4 separate regions of the Homo sapiens genome follow, and all the other regions are linked to region 3. A link is a contact called in ENCODE Hi-C or POLR2A ChIA-PET data. All regions are on one chromosome and are shown on one strand. The core of a region is the stretch at or near the end of the contact, and the rest is flanking DNA. Distances in the headings are between cores, read along the strand shown. Region 1 holds the start of GM2A (ganglioside GM2 activator). Region 2 holds the start of ATOX1 (antioxidant 1 copper chaperone). Region 3 holds the start of PTTG1 (PTTG1 regulator of sister chromatid separation, securin). Region 4 holds the start of GALNT10 (polypeptide N-acetylgalactosaminyltransferase 10).

Region 1 (3,595 bases), core at 151-2,650, 9.2 Mb before region 3:
CCCCCAGTTATGCACAAGCACAAGCTCTGGGTCTGCAGTCTGAACCCCCGGCCAGGCCACGGGTGTCTTATCAACAATAGAGGAAACGAACAGAACTTTGTAGTATTTTTGCAACTTTTCTGTAAACCAAAATAAAAAGTTTACTTTAAAAAAGATGATCAGGTGAGTTTTAAATTCTACACATGCATTCATGTACTCAACAGATTGTCTATTATGCATCAGGCACTGGGTATAAATGAGTGCCTGCATCATGATGCCACCCCTTGTGTAGTTTACAATCCTGTGGTAAATTGGCGGTATTGGTAACAACATCCCTGTTTTTTCTAAAAGCAAATCTCCAACTAGTATATTAACCTGACAAAATCTTGGCTGATGGGGTGTCTAAAAAGAAGTCTTGCTCTATTCCTTCCTAGCTGTGCGACCTTGGCAGAGCTAACCTCACTGTGTATCAGTTTCCTCAGTGCTAAAATTGGGGAAGAAAAAAAAAAAGCATTCCCTTGTGCGTCCTTAGCATGCTTTCAAGCAGTTACTAAATGTTAGTTTTTATAACGGTTATAATTATTAAAAAGATACGGATTCGTGAAGTCAAGAGATCAAGACCGTCCTGGACAACACGGTGAAACCCCGTTTCTACTAAAAACACAAAAATTAGCTGGGCGTGTGGCGCGTGCCTGTAGTCCCAGCTAGTCGAGAGGCTGAGGCGGAAGAATCGCTTGAACCTGGGAGGCAGAGGTTGCAGTGAGCCGAGATCGCGCCACTGCACTCCAGCTCGGGCGACAGAGCGAGAGTCCGTCTCAAAGCAAAAAAAAAAAAAAAAAAGACACACATATGGGGAAGCGTAACATGGCAGAGAGTCTGACATTTTTGTCCGGAAGGACTTGGGGATGAAAACACTGAATCCGCGGTTTCCCAAAGGTCCTTCCAAAGGTGACGGCCCCGGCACGAGTTCACAAACCACAGCTCCGCCCCATCCCCTGCCCGGCCCCGCCCTTCCCAGGAGCTCTGCTCCGCCCCGCCCCCGACTCCGCTCGGCCCCTCCTCGCGCCACGCCCCCGCCCCTCCCGCGCGCGCAGCTCCGCCCCGCCCTCGTGATCCCGCCCCAACCTCGTGCTAAGCTCCCTTCCGTTCCAGCCGCCTTCAGCCCCGCCGCGCTCAGTTCCGCCCCTTTCTCTTCCAACTCCGCCTACGCCCCAGAGAGGGAAGGCCTTGACACCTACGCTAGAGAGACAGGCTCCAATGAAAAGAGCGAGGGGGCGGAGCCGGGAGGAATCGGTCCAATTCTCGGCCGGGAAGTCTCTGGCCGGGACGGGGCAGGGCGAACCTGCCAGTGACTGGACTCAGCTTCTTTGCGTAACCAATACTGGAAGGCATTTAAAGGCACCTCTGCCGCCACAGACCTTGCAGTTAACTCCGCCCTGACCCACCCTTCCCGATGCAGTCCCTGATGCAGGCTCCCCTCCTGATCGCCCTGGGCTTGCTTCTCGCGGCCCCTGCGCAAGCCCACCTGAAAAAGGTGAGTGCACCCTCTTTTAAGAGTCTGTTTGCAGCCTCCTGGCCCAGCTACGGGTGTGCGGGTCTGGCTGAGATATGGGGGTGGCCACTCCGTTCTCTAGAATTGGTTCTCTGCACTAGAGCCTTCCAAAGTAACTAATTATGGGATTCTGGTCTGTACAATGAGGGTGGCCTCTAAAGACTTGTTCTGCTCCAGGCCCTTTTTGGAGAGATTAATCTCACGTCTGCACTCTCCTGCCCTCCCTCCAAGCGCCGGAGTGAAAATGCAGACAGCCTTAAAACTAAGGCATTGCCCCCAGAGATTCAGTCCTGTTAACCCTGCACCTTACTCCTGACCCCCACTCCTTATGTCCCCCATGATAAGGCCTGCTGCCTCATCTCTTCCCCTGCTCGAATGCCCTGAGGTCTTCCTGAGAGTTGGGAGGGTTTGAGAGCTTTTCCAGGCCAGAGGATCCAGATTTGCCCATCTGGTGACAAATACCCAGGCCTGTGACCCCGCTGCCCTTGGTTATGAGCCACTGAGACAACAGTCCCCGTACCCTCCAAGCTTCCTCCTTCACTTCTCATTGACACCGCTTCTTCCTTCACTTCTCATTCACACCGTGCTGCAGATCCCTGGGAAAGGGAAGTTCTGTAATCCCTTCACCTGAAAAAGCCTCGTTCCTGGCTTATTGCAGCTAGCCCAATGTCTTTCAGATTCAATCTATGTTGTTGCAAATGACAAGATGTTCCCCCTTTTAAAGGCTGAATAGTATTCTGTTGTGTATATATGCCACATTTTCTTTATGCATTCAATTTGATGGATAATTTCTTCATCAAGTGTCTGTTGATGGATAATTTCTTTATCCATCAAGTGTCTGTTGATGGACACTTAGGTTATTTCCATATCTTAGCTATTGTGAGTAATGCTGCAATGAATATGGGAGTGCAGATAGCCCTTCGAAATGTTGATTTCAGTTCCTTTGGATATATACCCAGAAGTGGGATAATGGCTCATATGGTAGTTCTGTTTTATTATCTCATTTATATGCGGATTCTAACCAAGTTGAACTTACAGAAGTTGAGAGTAGAGGTGGGGTCTCACTCTGTCACCCAGGCTGGAGTGCAGTGGGGCGATTGTAGCTCACTGCAGCCTTAAACTCCTGGGCTCAAGCAGTCCTCCCACCTCAGTCTCCTGAGTAGCTGGGACTGCAGGTGTGGGCCACCAAGTTCTGCTAAGGAATAGGCTTTGAGATTTATTGCACACCAGGGTGACTATCGTCAGTAATGTATTATATACAGAAGCTCCTTAACTTTCCATGAGGTTATGTTCTGATAAACCCATCATAAGTTGAAAATGCATTTAATACAGCTAACCTGAGAATCATAGCCTAGCCTACCTTAAACATGCCTAGCCTACCTTAAACATGCCCAGAACATTTACATTAGCCTACAGTTGGGCAATATCATCTAACACAAAGCCTATTTCATAATAAAGTGTTGAATGTCTCATGTGATTTACTGAAGACTGTACTGAAAGTGAAAAACAGTATGGATACTAAAAGTACAGTTTCTACTGAATATTTATCACTTAGGCACGATTGTAAAGTTGAAAAATGGTATGTCAAACCATTGTAAGTCAGGAACTGTGTGCATTTCAAAACAACTAAGAGAATACATTTCACATTGCAGTGTACCCCATAAATGTATACAACTATGGTTTGTCAATTTAAAAAAAACCCAAGACCAGGTGCGGTGGTGCACACCTGTAATCCCAGGACTTTGGGAGGCTGAGGTGGACAGATTGCTTGAGCTCAGGAGTTCAAGACCAGCCTGGGCAACATGGTGAAGCCCCATCTCTGCAAAAATACAAAAATTAGCTGGGCGTGGTGGTGTGCGCCAGTATTCCCAGCTACTTGAGAGGCTAAGGTGAGAGGCCCAGCTACGCCTGAACCTGGGAGGTCATGGCTACAGCTGAGATTGCACCACTGCATTCCAGCCTGGGTGACAGAGTGAGACCCTATCTCACAAAAAAACCCCAAAAACAAAAACCCGATTCCATTGCCTCTTGGCTGCTAGCTGTGGTCAAGACATCACACATTTC
Region 2 (3,266 bases), core at 41-2,540, 8.7 Mb before region 3:
CCCCAGGGCAATTAATACTGTCTTCTACCATTGCCACAGGCTGACTTGCCCAACTGGTAGGGCTGATTCTATCAGATTCCTTATCCATACTTTGTTGTTGGAGGATTTGTCTCAAGGCACCTGGCAAGACCCACAGGAAATGACACCTGAGATGTCAGTGGCTCTGCCCAGGAGGCCTCAGGCTCACCTGCCAGCTCCCTAAAGACAGGATGCAAAGACACATGGCAACTGTGGGATACCTCTGGGTATCCACCTGGCCCAGAGCCATGAATTAGGCACCCTGAAGAAAATGCTAAACACCACATGACCCTAACCAAGATGCAACTGAGATCAGAGCATCTTCCCAAGCCGGTGTGACTGCTTTTGCCTGGCACCTCCCATGTGGTCAGGCCTGGAGAGATGGGGAGCCTAAGGATAAGGAGCTGAATCCTGGCTCTGCCAACTTCAACACGACCTGGAATAAGTTACTGGGCTTTTTATATTTTTATCTGCCAAAGGCCTCAATTCTTTATATAAAAAACGAGGCCACGAGCAACAATATATGTGATAAGACTGAGTGATCTGCAAAGGCAGGCTAAGACTGACTTCCCAGACACAGCCACTGAGCAACTGGTGACTGTGCGGGGGGGTTCCTGAACCTCTCTGGGGCTCATGGGTTCAGGCTGAGAAAGTGTCTCCATTCAGTGTCGCCCAGAGTTGATCTGAAAAGTAGGCCAGAGTGGGCAGGGAAATTAAGAAAAGCATGAACCTCTGAAAACCTGCCCGGTCCGTGAGGAAATAACCGGGTCCACTCCCTTGTCCAGAGCCTCCCCACCGCCCTCCTTCAGGCCAGCTCCGCGGGCAGGGCAGCCAGGAGGAAGGCTCAGGGACTAGGCGTCTCAGTTCCCGCTGGCCACCAACTCCCCCATCCCCTGCCCCCTCTCTGGTTCTGTTTCTCTGTGTACGCAGGGAAGGTGTGGGCTTGTCGCCCCTGGAGGCCTTCCAGCTCCGACGTTTTGAAGCCTGGCTCCCAGATTAAACTCCCTTCGGATCCCATTTTCTGAAGGGTCGCAAAAGCTGGGGGCTGGGTGGGGTAAGCTAGGGGACAACAGCGGCTCCGGCCGCCGCCTGAGCCCTTCAAGATCAGCATCCGGTCAAGCGGCTGTGCAGCCGAGAAGCAACCCGGGACTGCAAGTCTGCGTGGCGGGGACGGCGCAACCACTCACCGGCATGACTGAGGCAGCGGCGGTGTGGCGGCGGTGTGGCGGCGGTGTCAGCAGCGCCTCTCTGGATTCGGAGGGCGGGTTCGGCTGCGCTTCCGAGAGTGCGCACTAGAGGCCTGGTCCCGGAGGCCCCTCCCACTCCGGGCCCGGCCGCGAGGGAGGCTCCGCCCCCTCCAGTCCTGATCCCTGCCGGCCGCGCCGCCTCCTTTCTGCGGGCCGGGCCCGTGGTCACCCGGCCTGGACGGAGAGAGGAGGTGAGAGGGGCGCTGCGTTGGCCTCCATCGACTGTCGGCCTTTTTCAGAACGCCTACTTCGGGTCAAGCTTGTGTTAGGGAATGCCAGAGAAGGGCACCGCCTTGAACAGGACATCATCCATCCATCCCTAAAAGGACAGTTTCACTCATTTATTCACCGAGTCAATTTTTATTAAGCGCCAGCCAACGAGGACGCAGCGGTGGAAGAGCAGCAGCAGGAGGCTGCGAAGGACGCAGGCAGTGATAGTGCAGGGTTAGCAGAGCTGTTGTGACAGAGGAGGAAGGGCCCTGACTGCAGTGGGGTGGGGGCGGTTGTGGAAGAGAGGCGGCCTGGGGAGAAGGCAATAATCTGGACCTCGGTTAGCCTTTATCGCCCTGTTACAGGCTTTGTCTCTAAATACAGTCGCATTGGGGGTTAGGGTATCAACATAGGAATTTGCGGGGACACAATTCATGTCCATGTCAGAGTTCAGTCCCTAGCAGAGCCATACTGACTAGAGTTTTAATCTCAGCCCTATCATTTATTAGCCATGTGACCCTGGGCAGATGAACTTACCTCTCTAAGCCTCAATATCCTCACGTATAAGATGGGGACAGTTAAGGTCACTATACAATTTTTTATCTGAACCTTTTGCTAGAGAAAGGAGATGCTATTAATAATTTTGCCAGGACAACAGGCAAACACCATGACTGTTTCAGGCAAACAACGACACATGGTTCCCTCCAAGAAACCTACTTTGCAGTATTGTTGGAATACATGTAATGTGTGCAAACTTCTTAATACATTGCTTGGCACATGGTAGGCACCAAAAATATATATAAGTATTCTCTAATTGCTAGGCCCTCTGTTGGCCTCCCTGGCACTGGGTCTTCCGCTGCTCACAAAATACCCCTTAACCATTCATCCCCTACCCAACCTGCCAGGAATTCCCTAAAGATGGAAGGGAAGGGGGCGAGGAGGAGAGGGAAAGAGGGTACTGGCACATTAGGTCCTGTACGGGCAAGGCTTAGCATCTTGGTAGTCCTGGGTACAACTGTGCCCTGGGGCTAGGGATAGCTAGATTGCCATGAGGGAAGGCGGAGAGTGGACATGAGGGAAGGAAATCCTTCCCAAAGCAACAGTACACAGGGCGAACCACCCACGGCATGTTTTAGAGAATTAGGGGTATGGGTTGGGGGGATGGCTAAGCCTAGAGACAGCAATTTAAAGAGAAGACAGCTTTATAAAGATCTGTTAAAGATCACAAATAAAGACCTATTAAAGAGGAGAAGAAAATATGCCAGACTGTAGTTCCTGCATAAATATATACATACATTCCGTGTATTTACATTAAAATAAGCATGAAATGAACCACAGCCAATGTTACTAGAAGTTATCTTGGATAAGTGTAGGATTTGCAGGTGGAATCCCAATGTACCTACTGTTTAATTTTCAAATAACACAAAGTAGCGTACAGTGAAAAGTAGGTCTTCCTCCTACCCTGACCTCTCCTTCTTAAACAAAAGGCATAGTATACACAGTTTTGCATCCTGCTTTTCTCACTTTATAAAATATCTTAGAGATTATTCCTGGGCCAGATGCAGTGGCTCATACCTGTAATCGCATTGCTTTGAGAGGCCTAAGTGGGAGGATCACTTGAGCCCAGGAGTTTGAGACCAGACTAAGAAACATGGTGAAACCCTGGCTCTACAAAAAATACAAAAATTAGCCGGGTGTGGTGGCATATGCCTGTGGTCCCAGCTACTCAGGAGACTGAGGTGGGAGCATCACTTGAGCTCAGGAGGTCAAGGCTGCATTGAGCCATAAGTA
Region 3 (3,238 bases), core at 173-2,672:
TCTGTTGGTGAAAAAAAGAAGACATCCTAAGACAAACCTTGCACCTCAAAACCTCTGTAGATAGAGAATCCCCACTTGGAAGCTATAGGTGTTGTGCAGATTTAGTCTTAAAAATTAACACTTTGAGTGCTGATAATATAATATGATGATGTAAAATTTAGGAGATACAGGAGGAAATAAAGGATGGGGATAAAGGAAAAAGAACAGTGAAGGGACAATAAAGGTATGCATATTTTTCTGTCTTTCCTCTTTTCTTCACCTTAAGTTAGGCTCTTTTCTTATAACCTAGTATAATGTCCAGCATTTAATAGGTATTCAATAAATATTTGTGAATGAATGAATCATTCAATCAATATTGGTCCTGAAATGCCAGGGAAAAAGAGATGATGAACTGGCATATATTGAGAACCATGTCTATGTCAGGTATAGTGTCAAGCCTTTCGTGAAAGAGTAATATGGAATCAACTCCTCTCTCTCAGCTGATCTGCAGCTTAAAATGCATATATGGTGAACTGTGGGAAGCGGAGTTTGAATGACACAGGTCAGCCTTATGTTTTAATTTATATCTTCATCTTGTAGTTGTTCAATGTATTCCATTTTACTATAGAAACAGGAAAAGGTCGTCAACTTTTTCAAGCAAAATTTCTTTTCATATCTGGGAAATTGGAATTCCTTTTTTATATCTTTATTATCTCTCTGATATTCTCTTGCTCCCTGGCCAAGCCCTTCCAGGCAACTTTGGTTAATATATTATTGAGATGTTAGAGGTTTAAAATAAATCACTATCAAAGGATAGAATTTTAAGGGAAGACTAAATTATGTATTCATTAGAATCATAATTTTGTTCCTAAGACAGATTCGTGATGGTATAATAGAAACAGTGTCTTAGCCTGAAGTATTGAGGATAGTCCTAAGATTAGGGAACGATCAGTTCGTTCTTAATCATAAGCATAAGAGAATGACTCAAACGCTGCTGTTTGATCTACCTGTACTTACATTTCTTCTTAATTTTAAATTCTTCTCTGCTAGTATTCTTTAGACCCAACATTGGTTGTTTCCCCTATTTCTTCAATATTTCTATTTATTTTCCATCCTTTTTACAGGGTCATCTAAATAAAAATATCTTAAAGCAATAAACCATTGTTATTGAGTCAGTACCTCAGTCCATGCAGCTTAATAATATGGAGAGCAAAAAAAAAAAGCCTCTCGATTTATTTTTTAATATTACACGATCCTAGTTTTTTCTTCCCAGAAAACGTGCCACAAAGTTTGCAAGAAAGAGCTTTTGGGGCGGAGCCCTGGCTGCTTAGGTCCTTTCCATTGGTTCTACTTGGTGACCACGCCCACGGCCCCGCCTCCTGGGCGGAAGAGCCAATTGGGCCGCGAGTTGTGGTTTAAACCAGGAGTGCGCCGCGTCCGTTCACCGCGGCCTCAGATGAATGCGGCTGTTAAGACCTGCGTGAGTGAATGGGAGGGTCGCGGGTGGTTAGTTGAGCCGGCTCCGGCGGGGAAGGAGGCGGGCTGCGGCTGCGGCTGGGGCTGAAGCTGGGGCTGGGGTTGGGGGACTGCCCGGGGCTTAGATGGCTCCGAGCCCGTTTGAGCGTGGTCTCGGACTGCTAACTGGACCAACGGCAACTGTCTGATGAGTGCCAGCCCCAAACCGCGCGCTGCTCGGGACCTTAGAGCCTCTGACTCAGGCTGGAAGATTTGAGAGCTGGATTAAGTACTTGTTGGCTCACGCCCGTGACTGTTCCGCTGTTTAGCTCTTGTTTTTTGTGTGGACACTCCTAGGATAGAAAGTTTGGTATGTTGCTATACCTTTGCTTCTCCCACCTTCCCCAATATCTAATATGTATTTCTCATTCTTAGAATAATCCAGAATGGCTACTCTGATCTATGTTGATAAGGAAAATGGAGAACCAGGCACCCGTGTGGTTGCTAAGGATGGGCTGAAGCTGGGGTCTGGACCTTGTAAGTATACAAGGCTGCAGTCGGATACACTGGTATTGTGGACGTGGCCTGGAGCTGGACGAGACATTTAGTGTACTTTTTGGGCAATTGGAGTCGTTTGTTATTGGTCCTTTTTCATTTTTAATATCTTAATGAGATGATTTAAGGAAGTTACTGAATCTCTGCTATTAGGCCTATCATAGCCATGCCACTACCAAAAGTGGGGGGTGGGTTTGGGGGTGAGAGGTCAAGTTTATATACACAGTATTTAAGTTGTACAGGTATTTTGCTGCTGGAATATTCTTATGGTAAGACTTTTTCTTCAGCAATCAAAGCCTTAGATGGGAGATCTCAAGTTTCAACACCACGTTTTGGCAAAACGTTCGATGCCCCACCAGCCTTACCTAAAGCTACTAGAAAGGCTTTGGGAACTGTCAACAGAGCTACAGAAAAGTCTGTAAAGACCAAGGGACCCCTCAAACAAAAACAGCCAAGCTTTTCTGCCAAAAAGGTAAGTGTTGGCTATAAAGACACTGTTTAAACACTTAAGCACTTTTGACTCTTAAAATGACTATTGGCATCATCCTACGTAGCTTTCTTCCCTCTGAGTAGAAGGGAAATAGAGGTTAGCAAGCAGAGTAGTGGAGGAGACTCAGATTGTCCTTGTGGACTTCTTGGTACCTTGAGATTGGAAATCTCAGATGCAGCTAATGCATATTTTTGCCTCATGCATATTTTTGCCTCACCTGTCCTTCACTAGTGTCGTGAAACTGGTTGGTGGTGTCTACTTACAGATACATACTGAGAGAGAGGGTGCCTTAAGAGAAACTGGTTGGTGGTATCCACTTACAGATACATACTGAGAGAGAGGGTGCCTTAAGAGGTTCTGTTGCTGCTTTAATAGCACAGGTGCTGCCATTCTCTTAGCCTTCCAGGGCAAGCAGCAGCTTGTTAGGTGACAATTTGCTAGCATGTTGATCTTCGTGTGAGTGTGAGTCACAAGCTACAGGTCTGTGTATCCCAGATGAGAGGACTTTGCTGTGAAAGATGACATTAGCATGTGGATTAACACTTTATTTGAATAACTGTTTTGTTTAATTTGCATTAGGAAACAACTAGTGAATTACATATAGTGCAACTTAGGACAAAGATGTCTTCTTTAAAAAGTGAATTAACTTAAAGAAAAATATTAAATACAGGAATTGCAAAGACATGGCAAAAACAATGAGACACAGAACCGAAGTGTGAGAACCCCATAGGGAATTCTAGGCATGCATATGTGAGGTGA
Region 4 (3,656 bases), core at 889-3,388, 6.2 Mb before region 3:
TTTTATTTATTTAATTAATTAATTAATTTATTTATTTATTTATTTTTTTGAGATAGAGTCTCGCTCTGTTGCCAGGCTGGAGTGCAGTGGCACGATCTCGGCTCACTGCAACCTCTGCTTCCTGGGTTCAAGCGATTCTCCTGACTCAGCCTCCCAAGTAGCTGGGATTACAGGTGCCCGCCACCACGCCCAGCTAATTTTTGTATTTTTAGTAGAGACAGGGTTTCGCCATGTTGGCCAGGATGGTCTCGATCTCTTGACCTCGTGATCTGCCCGCCTTGGCCTCCCAAAGTGCTGGGATTACATGCATTTTTAAATCTGACTCTCATTCGCCAATGGGTATAAGAAAAGCATGTACCTCACAGGGTAACTGTGAGCATTTAAAGAGGTAATGCATCTCAAGGGCTGCCTGACATAGAGTAAGCACTCAATAAAAGGTAAGCATTATTGTGATGGAAATCTAAAGAAAGAAAACAGTTCCCTGAGGAGGAGTTTTAGAAGGCTTCGTGGAGGAGGTGGCAGTTTAACTAGACACGGAAGGATGAACAAGATTTCCACCGACCTAGAGAAGGGGGTTTTATGGGTAGAAGGAGCTGCGTGGTCAACAGCACAAGAAGGAAAACACAAAGCCTGCAACAGGCTAAGCGAAGCTCAGGGCAGGGCAGGGCAGGGCACGGCAGGAGACAGAACGTTTGATCAGCCCTAGCAGGTCATAGGAGAGGAGCATGATGGACTCTAGAGCCGAGGTGATGGAAGCCTTGAAGGTTTTGCTGCAGAAATCAAGAACTGAGCTGTGATGTCAGAAAACTGAATCCCCATCGCTCAGCCTGGAGCTGGAAGAACTTGGAGGCAAGAGTTGCCAGAACGCTGGTCAAGGACTAGTGGCAGCTAGGCACGAAGGTCAGCGGCTGAGCTAGAGAAGCAGAGAATCAAGAGGACGAATGTGGGGGTGGCAGAGAGTAAGGTAGCCAAGGGGGTGCTCCGTTCCACCGCATCAGGGAGGAGGCAGCTAAGTGACCAGCGTCGAGCGCCCCGAGGAGGAGCCGCTGGCTGGCATCACCGTCGGAGTCCGGCTCCACGGCCCTCCGCATCGCCCAGAAGCCCGACTCCTCTGTCAAAGCCCTCGCCACAGTTACAGACACATTGCCTGGTCTAGTGAAATTACGTGTTTCATGTTTCAGCTCCCAGACGTCAGGGCTCAGGTCTGTTTTCATTTCATCCCAGAGCCTGGCACAGTGTTTGGCACATAGTGGCGCTCGCCAACGGTTTGCTGAGAGCTTTCCGGGAAGGGCTCAGTGCGCTTAGGATCCAAAAGCACGCGTGAGAATGCAGGGCATTCTAACTCCAAGGGGGTTGGACTTGCGTGAGGAAAGGTGCTGCAGAGAGGCTACCGTCACTTACCCACCCGCCGGTTTGCAGGATCTACAGACGGGCGGCGGCCGGGCACAGCTCCCTACAGTTTGCAGAGGGCGTTCACACCTAACGCCAGGGCCCCCCTAGAGGAAGAAAACCAGGGCCCGCCCGCGGAACAGTGAGCGTGCAGCACGGCTGTGGCCCCGTTTCATGGCCGGGAACACCGAGTCGCCGGGGTCAAAGTAGGTCCGCAGGTCCTGGGGGCCGAGCCTAGGTGGGCTGGAAGTGACAGCCCCGGGGGCTCCAGGCTCAGAACGCCCGGCGGGGCCCCAGCACTATTTGCATATCCCCAGGGAGGCAGCAAAGGTTCGGCTGCAGTCCCGGGCGGAGGTTGCCGGGCGGGGCGGCAGGGTACCCGGGCGAGCGGACATGCACCCCACCCAGCGGTGCCCAGCCCGCACCAGTTAGCGCCCAACTCGCCAACTCCGGGACTTTCGCAAAGCTCCAGAGGGCGGGGGAGCCGCCGAGGAGTGGGACGGACCATCGCGGCTCGAGAGGGGGGAAGCGCTCCGGCCCGGCATCCTGCAGCGCCCGGGCGGGCCGAGACGCTCCGTGAGAGGGCCGAGCCTGCAGCGCAGAGACTCGGCGGTCGACGCGGGGGCAGGCGGCGCGGGGCGGGCGGCTCGGCGGGGCCCGGGGGCGGTGGCGGCGGCGACGACCCCCTCGTGGCGGCGGCGTGGTGGCGGCGCCCAGCTCCCCGGCCGGCGAGCGGCGGAAGTGCCGCGGAGTTGGAGCGGGGCCGGCGCCGCAGCCGCTTCTGCTGGCTGAGCTGCTGCCGCCGCCGGGCGGACGGGCGGACGCGCGGAGCTGGGGGCGGCGCGGCGGGGCCGGCGGGGCGCGGCGGGGCTGACCGGCCCCGATGAGGCGGAAGGAGAAGCGGCTCCTGCAGGCGGTGGCGCTGGTGCTGGCGGCCCTGGTCCTCCTGCCCAACGTGGGGCTTTGGGCGCTGTACCGCGAGCGGCAGCCCGACGGCACCCCTGGGGGATCGGGGGCGGCGGTGGCGCCGGCGGCGGGACAGGTGAGTCCCCCCGTTGCTACAGGCCGGGAACACCCCCTTCCCGAATTCACTTTTAGCCTGTGGTTCCTTCCTCCACCTTCTGCTGTCTGCCTCCTCAGAGTCAGCTCCGAGACTCTTCAGCTCTTCCCATTTTCCGGATGGGAAAATTAAGTCCTGTCGGGACTTGTCCAGGGTCCCACGCCAGTCAGAGACTGAGTCCGAACTAGCACTCAGGACGCTATTTCTCACCACATGTTACCACCTTCCTTTCTGTCCCCGTCTGGTATTCCTTGACGTCTTCCAGCGGATCTCTTTTGAAGGATCCTATCTGCATCCCTGTATCCCAGGATGACTCCTGCCTTGTGCCAATAGGAATGAAGATTCTGGTTCTTCTATTTGGTGTCCAGGTCCTCTCTGCTTCCCTCCTCCCACCCCCCCCCCCCCACAACCCCTACCTGCTGATCCCAGTGTTCTTTGCTCAGGTCAGCCCTTTTCCTGATTTCTCATCTGCCCAACGAGACACCCGGGCCTTCCTCCTCTCCCCATTTATTCAACACCCCCGCCCCAACTCTAGCCTTTTCCTTTCTCAGATCCTGTGGATTCCTTGCAGAATGTAAAGATCATGCTCCCTTTAAAGCTTCAAGCCCCTGGGGGTGGAGAAGGGGGTAAGCTCCTGGTCCTTGAGGGACCTGCTGCCTTTGACCTTATGGGAGTCCAGAGGTGGGGCTCTGGTGGGGGGACCCCCAAAATGTCCCAGAGGCTATTGGTGCCCAGTGTCCTGAGGATGGAACACCAGAAGCCTTCCCTATCTCTTCTGAACTTGTCTAGTCTGGTTAGTTGTAGTGTTTATTGCAGCCAAAACTGGGATCGGAATGGTTTCTGCCTCCTTTGAACTTACCCACGTATGTTTGTGTGTATGTGTGCGTGCACGCATTTAGACTAGCAGCTCCCTCATAGCAGAAGCTCTGTCACATCACTCCCACCCTCCCAGGAGGTGCTAGTGAGTGTATTGCTTAGACTGTTTCATATAGTGGAACATTTCAGGCTTTCTTACGGGATTTCTCTGGTCCCATGAGAAGTGGATAATTTGTGTATCAGGGTCAGACTTGACTGACTGTTGGCTGGCCTCGACGAAAGAGGCTGGCTTTTCTGAGATTGATGGTTTTCCTTATTCTTCCCAGTATCAGGCTGCTGTCTAGGCAGTCTGGCATCTGGAGCACAGAGGGCTCTTTGCTACAGAGCTGAC

Evidence for each region. A loop is a pair of places that touch in the nucleus more often than their neighbours do. ChIA-PET counts read pairs that join two places held with the same protein, here RNA polymerase II (POLR2A). Pooled maps may share reads with other maps.
Region 1: a map of CD8-positive, alpha-beta T cell shows a loop between it and region 3 (7-fold over the local background). The contact joins the promoter of GM2A here to the promoter of PTTG1 in region 3. A Hi-C loop is called at or near these places in 2 of 168 maps with a recorded cell type or tissue (CD8-positive, alpha-beta T cell and naive thymus-derived CD4-positive, alpha-beta T cell) and 4 of 50 pooled maps.
Region 2: a pooled map shows a loop between it and region 3 (4-fold over the local background). The contact joins the promoter of ATOX1 here to the promoter of PTTG1 in region 3. A Hi-C loop is called at or near these places in 3 of 50 pooled maps. POLR2A ChIA-PET finds 5 or more read pairs at or near these places in 3 of 52 experiments (PC-9, activated B cell and activated naive CD4-positive, alpha-beta T cell).
Region 4: a map of naive thymus-derived CD4-positive, alpha-beta T cell shows a loop between it and region 3 (5-fold over the local background). The contact joins the promoter of GALNT10 here to the promoter of PTTG1 in region 3. A Hi-C loop is called at or near these places in 1 of 168 maps with a recorded cell type or tissue (naive thymus-derived CD4-positive, alpha-beta T cell) and 6 of 50 pooled maps. POLR2A ChIA-PET finds 5 or more read pairs at or near these places in 1 of 52 experiments (activated B cell).

The regions. Positions count from the first base shown.
Region 1 is chr5:151,251,785-151,255,379 of GRCh38, forward strand. GM2A (ganglioside GM2 activator) reads left to right here and starts at 1,401. Exons shown (of 4, transcript NM_000405.5): 1 at 1,401-1,513. The coding sequence starts at 1,433. RefSeq lists a silencer at 1,012-1,361.
Region 2 is chr5:151,757,341-151,760,606 of GRCh38, forward strand. It overlaps ATOX1 (antioxidant 1 copper chaperone), which reads right to left and starts at 1,291. Exons shown (of 4, transcript NM_004045.4): 1 at 1,206-1,291. The coding sequence starts at 1,211. It overlaps ATOX1-AS1 (ATOX1 antisense RNA 1), which reads left to right. Exons shown (of 4, transcript XR_007059008.1): 4 at 949-1,020. RefSeq lists an enhancer at 330-459 and a silencer at 1,230-1,479.
Region 3 is chr5:160,420,433-160,423,670 of GRCh38, forward strand. It overlaps PTTG1 (PTTG1 regulator of sister chromatid separation, securin), which reads left to right and starts at 1,423. Exons shown (of 6, transcript NM_004219.4): 1 at 1,423-1,459; 2 at 1,870-1,971; 3 at 2,277-2,461. The coding sequence starts at 1,881. RefSeq lists silencers at 1,258-1,317, 1,418-1,577 and an enhancer at 1,672-2,228.
Region 4 is chr5:154,188,595-154,192,250 of GRCh38, forward strand. It overlaps GALNT10 (polypeptide N-acetylgalactosaminyltransferase 10), which reads left to right and starts at 2,139. Exons shown (of 12, transcript NM_198321.4): 1 at 2,139-2,431. The coding sequence starts at 2,273. LOC124901118 (a long non-coding RNA gene) reads right to left here and starts at 1,485. Exons shown (of 2, transcript XR_007059010.1): 1 at 1,402-1,485. RefSeq lists an enhancer at 549-1,514 and silencers at 1,735-1,824, 1,915-2,014, 2,025-2,134, 2,225-2,304, 2,375-2,434.